2 separate regions of the Homo sapiens genome follow, and region 1 is linked to region 2. A link is an interaction called in ENCODE POLR2A ChIA-PET data of the cell type or tissue named here. Cell type or tissue: B cell. All regions are shown on one strand. Each heading gives the region's core, and the rest is flanking DNA. Links, peaks and the distances in the headings are about the cores only. Region 1 has its middle 36 kb from the start of B4GALT1. Region 2 holds the start of MIR12117 (microRNA 12117).

What was found. ChIA-PET counts read pairs that join two places held together with the same protein. Peaks named below come from ENCODE experiments on the same cell type or tissue, not always from the same donor. Only the 100,000 strongest peaks of a DNase experiment are listed, where the experiment ranks them.
Region 1: POLR2A ChIA-PET joins it to region 2 with 14 read pairs; 4 of 35 experiments call an interaction of 5 or more read pairs at or near these places.

What each region holds. Positions count from the first base shown.
Region 1 is chr9:33,200,214-33,205,590 of GRCh38, forward strand. No RefSeq gene overlaps it. Among named protein-coding and RNA genes, the nearest start is that of B4GALT1, 36 kb to the left of the region's middle. RefSeq lists an enhancer at 2,104-2,153. In B cell, for the core only: no CTCF peak of the experiment used is centred there; a DNase peak (open chromatin) is centred at 2,498; H3K4me3 peaks cover 670 bases.
Region 2 is chr9:33,103,903-33,109,254 of GRCh38, forward strand. MIR12117 (microRNA 12117) reads left to right here and starts at 4,790; the gene lies at 4,790-4,863. It also overlaps a transcript of B4GALT1 not described here. RefSeq lists an enhancer at 3,788-3,967. In B cell, for the core only: no CTCF peak of the experiment used is centred there; no DNase peak of the experiment used is centred there.

The DNA.
Region 1 (5,377 bases), core at 110-5,109, 96 kb after region 2:
ATGTCCCACCCTTTTGGGCCAAACCAAAGTATAATCTCCATGTATTGATTTATGACTTTGCCTGTAACTTCTGCTTCCCCAAAATGTATAAAACAGAGTTGCATTGTGACTGCCTTGGGAGCACGTACTCGAGGCTCTGGGTTTGTATTTTCCCCAGGCTGCAGTCACTCATACTGGTTCAAAATAAACCTCTTTAAAACATAGTATATATTACAGAGTTTTTTTTTTTCCATTGACAGTTTCTCTCTATAGATACAGACACAGATACAGTAGATATTGATATATATTGATTCTGTCTCTCTGGAGAACACTGACTAATACAATAGTTAAAGTAGAAAGGAATTTATGACCAGGTATAGGTGAGCAGAGGACACCCCAGGCTTGAGTTACTAAGAAATCCATCTTCCCGATCAGGCATTACCCTAGAGCTTGTTAGAGATGTAAAATCTTATATGTCATGGCAGATCTACTGAATCAAAATCTGCGTTTTATCTAGATTTTTCAGGCCATTCATATGAACATTAAAGTTTGAAAAGTTCTGTCTTACAACATTACTAGCAGGGCTGGAGGGGTAGACTTAAAATGGAGCTTCCAGAAATAATTGTAAACCCTAAGAATCATCACGGTTCTGCCATCACTGATCATGAAAGAACCTGCCACCACTCCTGCCACAGGAAGCTACTGGGCCAGAAACCAGTACTGATTGGGGACTACAAAATCAATCTGCCACAATCCACATCAGCAAAATGAATGCCCTACCTGCATCCTCTCTCTCCAGTTAACTTAGTTTCAGGTTCAAGTTACATGCAAGTTTATAGAATGATAATTCCTAAGCTCATTTGGATTGCCAGCTGCAATGGAGTGTAGGAAGTGTGACATCCCAGCTGTAATGTACTGGAAGGAGATGGGAAGGGATGTTATGTGAACCAGTCCGTAGAATCCACCATTGGTGGTGTCATGGAAGCTCTGACATGAGCTTCTTTATATCCCTCCGTATCTTTTCTCCCCCTCATTCATGGTAATCCAATTTTTAGCTAAATAAGGACTACATTTCCCAGCCTCTCTGCAGATAGATATGACCATGTGACTGAGTTTGGGTCAATAATATAAAAGTGGAAATGTCCCAGCACTTTGGGAGGCCAAGGCGGGCAGATCATGAGGTCAGGAGATCAAGACCATCCTGGCTAACACAGTGAAACCCCGTCTCTACTAAAAATACAAAAAATTAGCCAGGCATGGTGGCACATGTTTGTAATCCCAGCTACTCCGGAGGCTGAGGCAGGAGAATGGCGTGAACCTGAAAGGCAGAGGTTGCAGTGAGCTGAGATCATACCACTGCACTCCAGCCTTGGCAACAGAGTGAGACTACGACTCAGAAAAAAAAACAAAAAGTGGAAATGTCACATAGCAGCTTCTAGGAATCTTTGAGAGAAAGTAGGATCATGTCCTTTACATTCATCTTTTTTCCTCCCTCCATTGTGCTGTTTGGAGCATGAGATGGTACCGTCTTAGACTAGGAGGTTGAGGGCTACACCCTAGGAGTTGGCAGAGCTTTGAGTTAGGAAGAACCTGAGGCCAGGTGCAATGGCTCACGCCTGTAATCCCAACATTTTGGGAGATGGAGGCGGGTGGATTGCTTGAGTCCAAGAGTTCAAGACCAGACTAGGCAACACGGCAAAACCCCATCTCTACTAGAAAAAAAAAAAAAATTAGAAAGGCATGCTGGCACATGCCTATAGTCCCAGCTACTCAGGAGGCTGAGGCGGGATCGCTTGAGCCCAAGAGGACAAGGCTGCAGTGAGCCGTGATCACACCACTGCATACCAGCCTGAGCAACAGAGCTAGACTTTGTCTCCAAAAAAAAAAAGAGTATAATCAACAGGCAATAGCTGATAGAAAAAGTAAGGCCTGAGAAGTGGCCCCTGGATTTGGCCCTAGACTGTTGATGACATTAGCAAGAGCAGTTTCAGTAGAAGGGGCAGGGCAGAAGCTAGACTAGAGACTGCTGGGAGAATGAGAATCGAGAAAGTAGAGGGAGCAAGTACTGTCAACCACTTTGAGCAGCATGACATGGTGATCAGGAGACAGTGAAGGCTGTGGGCTCCATGGAGGGTTTTCCTGGCTTTTCTCTACTTTTAGGACCAGGGCAGACAGAGCAAGGGTGGCCTGGGATATCCAATGTCATTCAGTGTTGCAGCCCATCTGGTGGCTGTGGCCTTCATAGCCCTGGAAATGCTGATGCTGTCTCAGAAACAAGGGGATAGTGGGAACCTGGAATAAAGGAGGCTGGAGGATGATTTAGGCTCAGCCAGAGTAGATGCTGTTAAGTCCTTCCCGTTGGGCTGCTCCACACTGGGGTGCCTCTGGGCATCCTTCAGCGAGAGGCTGCCCCTAGTGTCCCCTCCCTCCCCGCCTCTGGTGCTGCCGGCTGCATCCCAGGCCTGGAACCAACATGCCGAACAGCCTCAGCACATCTGCATAGCTGACGTCAAAGCAGACCACAGTTTGTCCTCTGGGGAGGAAAGGGAACCACAGTATGTGTGTTGGTTTCTCTTCTATCTGAAAGCTCTTTCGCCCTTTTCTGCACTCAGGCCCCTGGCTAGCTTTCCTGATGTGCCTCTGGGATTCTTCCCCTTGGCACCTCCTCAACCCCGCCCTGCAGTCCCAGGTTTATCCGTTTCTTGTCACCTTGTGCTCAGCTGGGAACCCCTCCCTGCCTTTTCACATCCCTTACATCACTCCCTGAACACACTAGTCACTTACGTCCTCTCCTTCTTCAACTTTCTTTCCTCTCAAATGATAAAACCACCTTCCCAATCAAAGATTTATTGTGCAGGGAAGTTTTCCCAGCTCCCCACGGTAGTGAGATTAGCCAAAGGCGAATCACATGGGGGAAACTGGAGAAGGAAATGGCCCAGATTTACACCAGAGCTGTGGGGAGCAGAACCAGCAGCCAATCACAGAGGATCCTCCCTGAGTGGCTGACCCTTTGCGGGGACATAAAGTGTCCATTTATCTCCTATCTTGGGAAGAAGTGAGGGTCCTCACGAGGGCCTGGCACTTGCCAGTCTGCCAATTGCTGGGACGAATCTCAGGTTTTATTAGCCCCTCAATGGTCTCATGTATCCAAGGAGAAAGTGAGGGTCCCATGTCTGAGCCCAAGCAGGGGTTGCTCTCACCTTGGCAGCTCCCCATCTCCAGGATGTGCTCTTGCTACTCTGGAATATGGCAGCCTCTGCAAGTGATACTGGGCTTACAACACAGAAAGTGTCTCAAAAAACTTATAAGCATCCCTCAGAAACCTCTCCTGCTCCCCACTCCTGGGGCCCCATCAAAACCCAGCTTCCAGTGTTTTAAATCAAAATATAGCAGCCACAGAAAGCCTTCAGGATTGATAAGAGTTGAGCCAAGCAGATTCAAATAGCAGTAGGTCTGGTACCCTACAATGGTCTTGCCCTCCTCTGACCAATATGTCCTGGATGAGGAGGAAGAATTCAGCAAAAGGAGCAAGCTTCCCTCAAGGTGCTTAGGAAAAAATACACACTCTGGACACTGAAAAGCTTGGGGCTGATCCTATCCCTGCCACTGCTGACTTTGGGTTCTTTTTTTTGAGACAAGATCTCACCACGTTGCCCAGGTGGGTGTCATGAACTCCTGGGCTCAAGTGATCCTCCTGCGTCAGCCTCCTGTGTGGCTGGGACTATCGGCGTGAGCCCACTGTACCTGACTCCTATGGGTATATTTTTAACTTCTTTGAGTTTCCACTTTCTCAATTGTAAAACAAGGCTTATATTTCCTTTTACCTAAAATTGTAAAAAATTAAATGAAATTATGCATGCACAGTTCTTGACTTTTATTAAGTTACTAACCTGCTTGAAGGTAAAGCTTCAGAATAACTTCTTGTTTCCCATTTTCAGAAATTCTCTCCTCTCTGCTTTCGGCTTACCTTTCTCTTCTCTTATCATTTTCTTCCCCAGCACCTGGAAGGTCTCCTAGGTCCCTGCTATTCAAAGGTTCAGGGCAAGCAGTATCACTTAGGACCTTTTTAGAAATGCAGAATCTCAGGGCCCACCACAGACCCTCTCTGAATCTGAATCGGCATTTTAACAAGATTCCCAAGTTTTTCTCTGTGCATACTAAACTTTGAGACGTGCTTGTACTAGATCACCCCTTTCTTCTTTAATTTATGACATCAAATAGCACTGGTTTCAATAATTCACACCACTAACAGGAGTTTCCCCCCAGCAAATTGCATACTACTTACTAAAATCTCCTTGATTATGATACTGGAGTAACAATAAGTCATAATATTAATGAAAATTATAGCACAGTGTAACATGTGTTTAATGCTTTGGTATTTACAACATGCTTTTATACCCACATAATCTCATCTGATTCTAGAATATGGAATAGTTATCAATCAGTGAATTGATGAATGAATGAATGACTTGGGGCTATTTGGTGGAGAGAAACTGGATTATAAGAGGATTTTGAGGTTATATCAGTGAAGAATTTTGCTCAGCTGCTACTAAGAGAGATCCAAGTCAACAGTGGTCTAAATAAGACAGGGTCTTAGTTTTCTCCTAGGAAAGGCCAGGCAGGTATGGGGACTCTATCTACAAGGTCTCCAGATTAGAATTATTTTGTCTTCTGCTCTGCTATCTGTGGCACATGACTTTACTCCTTAAGATCACCTCACGGATAAAAAATGACTGCTAGGGCCTCACCCATCAAGTCCATGTCCCAGGGAGGTAAAGGAAGAATGATGGGGGGAAAGATGAAGTGGTACTTGCTAGCTAAGTTAGCCTCCTTTATACAGCTTTCTCAAAACGCCACCCAATCACTTCCCCTTACTTCTCATTAGCCATCCCTATCTGCAAGGAAAATGTAGTCTTAGCTAAGACTAGGCACATTGCTGCCCCCAATATAGGAGTAAGGAAGGTGGGATAGTGGCTATAAGGAAGAAAACTAGCATTCTTCCTATGGCATGAATGACAGGAGCATGAATGAAAGGGAGAGATTGATATACAAATCATGTTCAGTGTGCCAAGGCCTTTCTGGAAGTGTTTCGTATTTCTCCTTATGTAATGGCTCAACAAGGAAAAGAGTCAGGACAGGATGGAGTGGTCTCTGCTGGGCTGCTTCTGGGGAAAAAGAAAATGTCTTTCACTGATGTATTAGCTGAGGGCCCAAAGTTGGGTAATGTGAGAAACCAGGACTCTCAGCTGGCCCAACTCAGCTGAAGTATTGCTCTCTCTTCAAAAGATGCTGGCTTAATGATGGAGTTATCATCACTCATGCTCTTCTTCCTATATGGGATGCTCCCCTCACTCTACATCTGAATTCCCAGCTCCTTCTACGCAACTCCCACTCAGTC
Region 2 (5,352 bases), core at 353-5,352:
CTTGATTGTTTGGATGTACTTCATTTTACTTAGCACAGTCCCCCGTTGACGGTGGCTTCTCATTTTCCAGGGCTACAAACAGCACTAGGGCGAACACTGACGCACATACATCTTGGGGTGTGACTTTGTTTTCTTAGGATGAATTCCTAGAAGTTGACTTGTGAGGTCAAAAGATAGGTCCACTTTTAGGATTTATTTCTCTATAGTCCACTCCCAGAATGGGTGTGGTAGTACCCTCGCCAGTACCAAGTCCTGTCTCTCCCAAGTGTCCTGCCCACTCTCCAATCCAGGGTCTAACATGGAGTTCAGGCTCTGCTTCCTGACACCAGGGGACCCTCCTCTCCTTCAAGACATAACCTATCTAGCTGACTCCATTTTCACCCCCAGGGATAATCCAGCCCCCAGCTTGTCATTTCTTCCTCTAAAAAGCCTCCAGCTCAGCCCCTAGTTTCCACCAACAGTCAGTGGGAACCAAGTGGGCACCCTGGGAGTAAGAGGCTCCTTGCTCCCAGTCCTGAGATCTTGACTGAGTCCAGGCTTCAACTTCTCCACCTAAGCCCCACCTGGCAAAAGGACGGTTGTACCTATGTCATAGCTTTGCCACAGCCCAGACTCCTTAGGGGAGGACAGCATTTGTCTCGAGAACAGGTAGCCGCTGAAAAGCCAGTCACTGGGGTCAAGGTCCCCAGCTGGATTCAGCAACCAGGCTGAGTCCTTATGACTGGCCAATCCTCCTCAGGTGGCACAGCCCACACAGCCAGCACGTCTCACGCTCAAATCTCCAGGAAGATGCTGGGACTAACCACCATGCGCTGCCACCTCCAGAGCAGAACAGACCAGGCGAAGCCTTCACCACAGGAGTCTTCTTATTTTTTCATACTGTGGTAAAATACACATAACAGAAAATGCATCATTTTACCTTTTTTTTTTTTTTTGAGACAGTCTCACTCTGTTGCCCAGGCTGGAGTGCAGTGACGTGCTAAGTAAATGAACTGCAACTTCCACCTCTTGGGTTCAAACAATTCTCCTGCCTCAGCCTCCTGAGTGCCTGGGATTACAGGCATGTGCCACCACGCCCAGCTAATTTTTGTATTTTTAGTAGAGACGGGGTTTCACTGTGTTGGCCAGGCTGGTCTCAAACTCCTGACCTCAAGTGATCCGCCCACCTTGGCCTCCCAAAGTGCTGGGATTACTGGCGTGAGCCACTCACTGCGCCCGGCCTCCACATTTTAACCTTATTTATTTATTTATTTTGAGATGGAGTTTCACTCTTGTTGCCCAGGCTGGAATGCAATGGCCCAATCTCGGCTCACCACAACCTCCGCCTTCCAGGTTCAAGAGATTCTCCTGCCTCAGCCTCCCTAGTAGCTGGGATTACAGGCATGCACCACCACGCCTGGCTAATTTTGTATTTTTAGTAGAGACAGGGTTTCTCCATGTTGGTCAGGCTGGTCTCGAGAACTCCCAACCTCAGGTGATCCTCCCGCCTCAGCCTCCCAAAGTGCTAGGATTACAGACATGAGCCACCAAGCCGGCCCATTTTAACCATTTTTAAATGGGAACAGGTAGCAACTGAAAAGTCAGTCATCGGGGGCAGAGTGCCAATGTAAAGTTCTGTGGCATAAAGTACATTCATATTGTTGCACCACCACCATCCATTTCCAGAACTTTTTCATCTTCCCCAACTAAAACTCTGTACTCATTAAACAATAACTCCCCATTCCCCTTCCCTTCCCCATGCCCCTGACAACCACCATTCTGCCTTCTGTCTCTGTGAGTTTGACTATTTTAGCTGACTCGTCTAAGTGCAATCATATGATATTTGTCCTTTTGTGACTGACTTATTTCGGTTAGCATAATATCTTCAAGGTTCATCTGAGTTGTAGTATATGTCAGAATTTCCTCCCCTTTTAAGGCTGACCGATATTCCATTGTATGTATATACCGCCTTTTGTTTATCCATCAATGGACTCGTGGGTTTTTTTTTTTTTTTTTTTTTTGGCTACTGTGAATAATAGTGCTAGGAACTAGTATCTGCTCAGGCTCCTGTTTTTATTTCTTTTGGGTATATAGCTAAAAATGGACTTGTTGCATTCTATGGTAATTCCATGTTTAATTTTTGGAGGAATTTCCATACCATTTTCCATAGGGGTTCCACCATTTTACATTCCTACCAGCAATGCACAAGTATTCCAATTTCTTCTTTTCTTTTACCCTGAATCAACAATGACTAACATCAGATCCAATTTCTGCATATCTTTGCCAACACTTATTTTGTGTTTCTGGTTTTTAAAATAATAACCATCCAAATTGGTGTATCTCTTTGTGATTTTTATCTGCATTTCCACTTAAGGGAGCCTTCTTAAGGTCAGGAAATCCTAGATCCCTTTGTCAAAGGACAGATGGCCCAGCTGAAAGAAGCCTGGGTAGGGAGTTTGCTCCCACGCTCCTCTTAACCCTATTTCTTACTCCTGGGAGCTGAGCAGAGGTACAGCCACCCTGTCCGCATCCCTGTGCTTCTCCCTCAGGCCCCTGGGTACTCTTGACCCTGCTGAGCTTGGTAGGGGATGATCAGGAAGCCTGAGTTTTGGAAGTTAAGGAAGAGCAGGTGAGAGGAAGGATGGAGACAAAGAAGCACTTCTGAGGGACAGCAATGGAGCGTGGATGGCATTGGGCACAAGAGGGAGATGTCTCCAACGCCATGCCAGCCCTCCCTCACCAGGTAGAACTTTAATAGCTTACCCCGTGATGCTCCAGGAAGCCCTGGGAGGGAGGCAGGGAGGGAGGAGAGCAGGAAGGGGTGATCCTGCTGCTTTTACAAATGATGACCCAGAAATAAATGGACTTCCCTCAAGAAGACAGAGAAGGTTAGTCGCAGGGCAAGAGGAAAAGTCAACAGCAGGGCACTTCCTACAGAAGACACAGAGACACAGAGAGGGGAACCAACTTGCCCAGCATCACACAGCAAGTGGGGAGTCAGAGACAGCCACACGTAATGGTCATTGTATGGCTTCCTCCTGGCTTGTCTTTCCAGGCTCCCTGCCTGGTGACCTGGCACTCACTCTCCCCAAATACACCGTGATATCATTGTGCCCTCTCTCTACTCTTGGTGACCCTGGAACACATCTCGCTGCAGGGCAAATGTCCTTGGGGTGTCATGTTCCTCTGGTTTCCAGTCTATTGACCCTGTCACTCATAACAACCTCCTCTGCACCTGGGGTTCCTCTGCCTCACAGCCTGGGTACAGGTCCTGAAGCCCAGAAAAAGGCAGTAGCCACATTCCCTGCCTGGGGACACTGCCAAAGACGGAAATGAGGCTTGCCTGCCATGACCGGCTCAGCCAGACAAACCTCATTTCCTTTCTGGCATGGTAAGAAGTTCCAGTTCTAAGAAGAAACCAGCCCTTAGGAATGTCTGAAATCCCACCTCCTGGAAGAAACAAGAGGGAAGGAGCCTGGATATGTGGCAGAAACTTGGTAACCTTCAGAATGTGGTCAATGTGATCATCCTCATTCCCTCCCCTCTCCCCCCACCCCCACACAGCTGGCCTCAGTCGAGAGCAGCAAACATGTCTCGCCCAGGGAGGCGCCACTCATTCACCCCCAGGGGCAGCCGCCTCCTTGGGCCCCTTGGCCCTGCCTCCAAAGAACAGCTGTAGGCCAGTGATTTGGCACCTGGGCCACGTTCTCCCATGGAAAAGAGGTGGTATGTGGGGGATCTGGTGATTACTCTCATGATTAAGGGGCTCTGCTTGGCTCAGACTTGGTTGTTCTGGGTCCTGTATGAGACTAGAAACAGAGCATTTCTTGAGGAAATGGCTGAGCCTAGGAGCCTGTCCTTGGCCCTCTTCCTCCTTCCTCCCTCCCTGGTCCCTTGGAGCCCATGGGGAGGGGGTTAAACCTCTTTCCCTCCCCAAGGCTGCCATCCTAAACACCTTCACTCAGGTGGGGAGTGGAAGGGTGGGGGAAACACTGTTGGTGAGGTCCTGGGTGTCTCCAGAATAGCAGCAGTCACTCGCCCTGAGGTTTACTCACCCAGCTGCCACATAGCAAAGTTCAAGACGTGTGCCCCAGAAGAGGAAAAGGGAAGATCCCCAGCACCTGAGTGTGTGCATATGTATATCTGTGCAATATGTACATGGCAGTCTGTATATGTCAACACATATGCCCACGTGAATTTCAAACAATTAAACAAGCGTAACACTTGTCGTGCTTATTATGAGCCAGGCATGTTCTAAGTGCTTCATAAGTATGGTATTAACTCACTTAATCTTCATAACAGCCCTATGAAATAGGTTCTGTTATAACTCCCATTACACAGAACCAGAAACTGAGGCAGGATTACTTAAGCCCAGGAGTTTGAATCCAGCCTGGGCAACATAGTGAGATCCCTGTCTCTAAAAAACAAACAAATAATAGAAAAATTAGGGGCCAGGTGCAGTGGCTCACACCTGCAATCCCAGCACTTTGGGAGACTGAGGCAAGAGGATTGCTTGAAGCCGGGAGTTTGAGACCAGCCTGGTCAACATATTGAAACTCTGTCTCTAAAAAAAAAAAAAAAAATTCTGAAAGGCATTTTGTGAGAAACTGAGGCACAGAGAGGCCAAGTCATTTGCTCATGGTCACAGAATAAGAGGCAGTGGCAGGATTTGAATCCAGGTATTCTGACCTCTCATAGGCATATGTCAGCTGTGTTATGCATGTTAGTGTGTAGGCATGTGTGGAGGTGTGTGGGTGGATGCGTGCGTCTGGGTGGATGTGTGTGTCTCTGTGTGTCTGTGTGGATATGTGTCTCAGTGAAGTGGAGCACATCAGTGAAAGGGTGAACTTAACCTTTCACTGGTGTGCTCCATCTCACTCAGACCTGACAGCTTGCAAAGTCCTGTGTGGCACTGTGAGATAATAAAATATATATATTTGGCCTCTGCGCTGGGTTCCTGGTACAGAGCCCCTAAAACTCTTATAATTTCCTGAGCAATAGGAGAATTTTTTGTTCTAATATTTATGCTAGGAGAATCTTTTGTTCTAATATTTATGCTAGGAGAATCTTTTGTTCTAATATTTGGTGCTTGACCCTGGTTCCTGACAGAGCTTCTAATCCCTTGGAATTTCCCGGGTGATAGGAACGTCTTTTGTTTTAATGAAATGATTCTCAGTGAACTCCTGGATGGGGACTGGTCACCAGAAAGACCAAGCCATGATGAGAAGGTTGGCACTTTCAGTCCCACTCCCATCCTTCAGGAAGGGGAAAAGGGCTGAAGGTTGAGCTGACTGGCAATGGCCGATGATGTAGTCTATCAGGCCTATGTGATGAAGCTTCCATAAAAACCAGAAGGACAGGGTCAGATGAGCT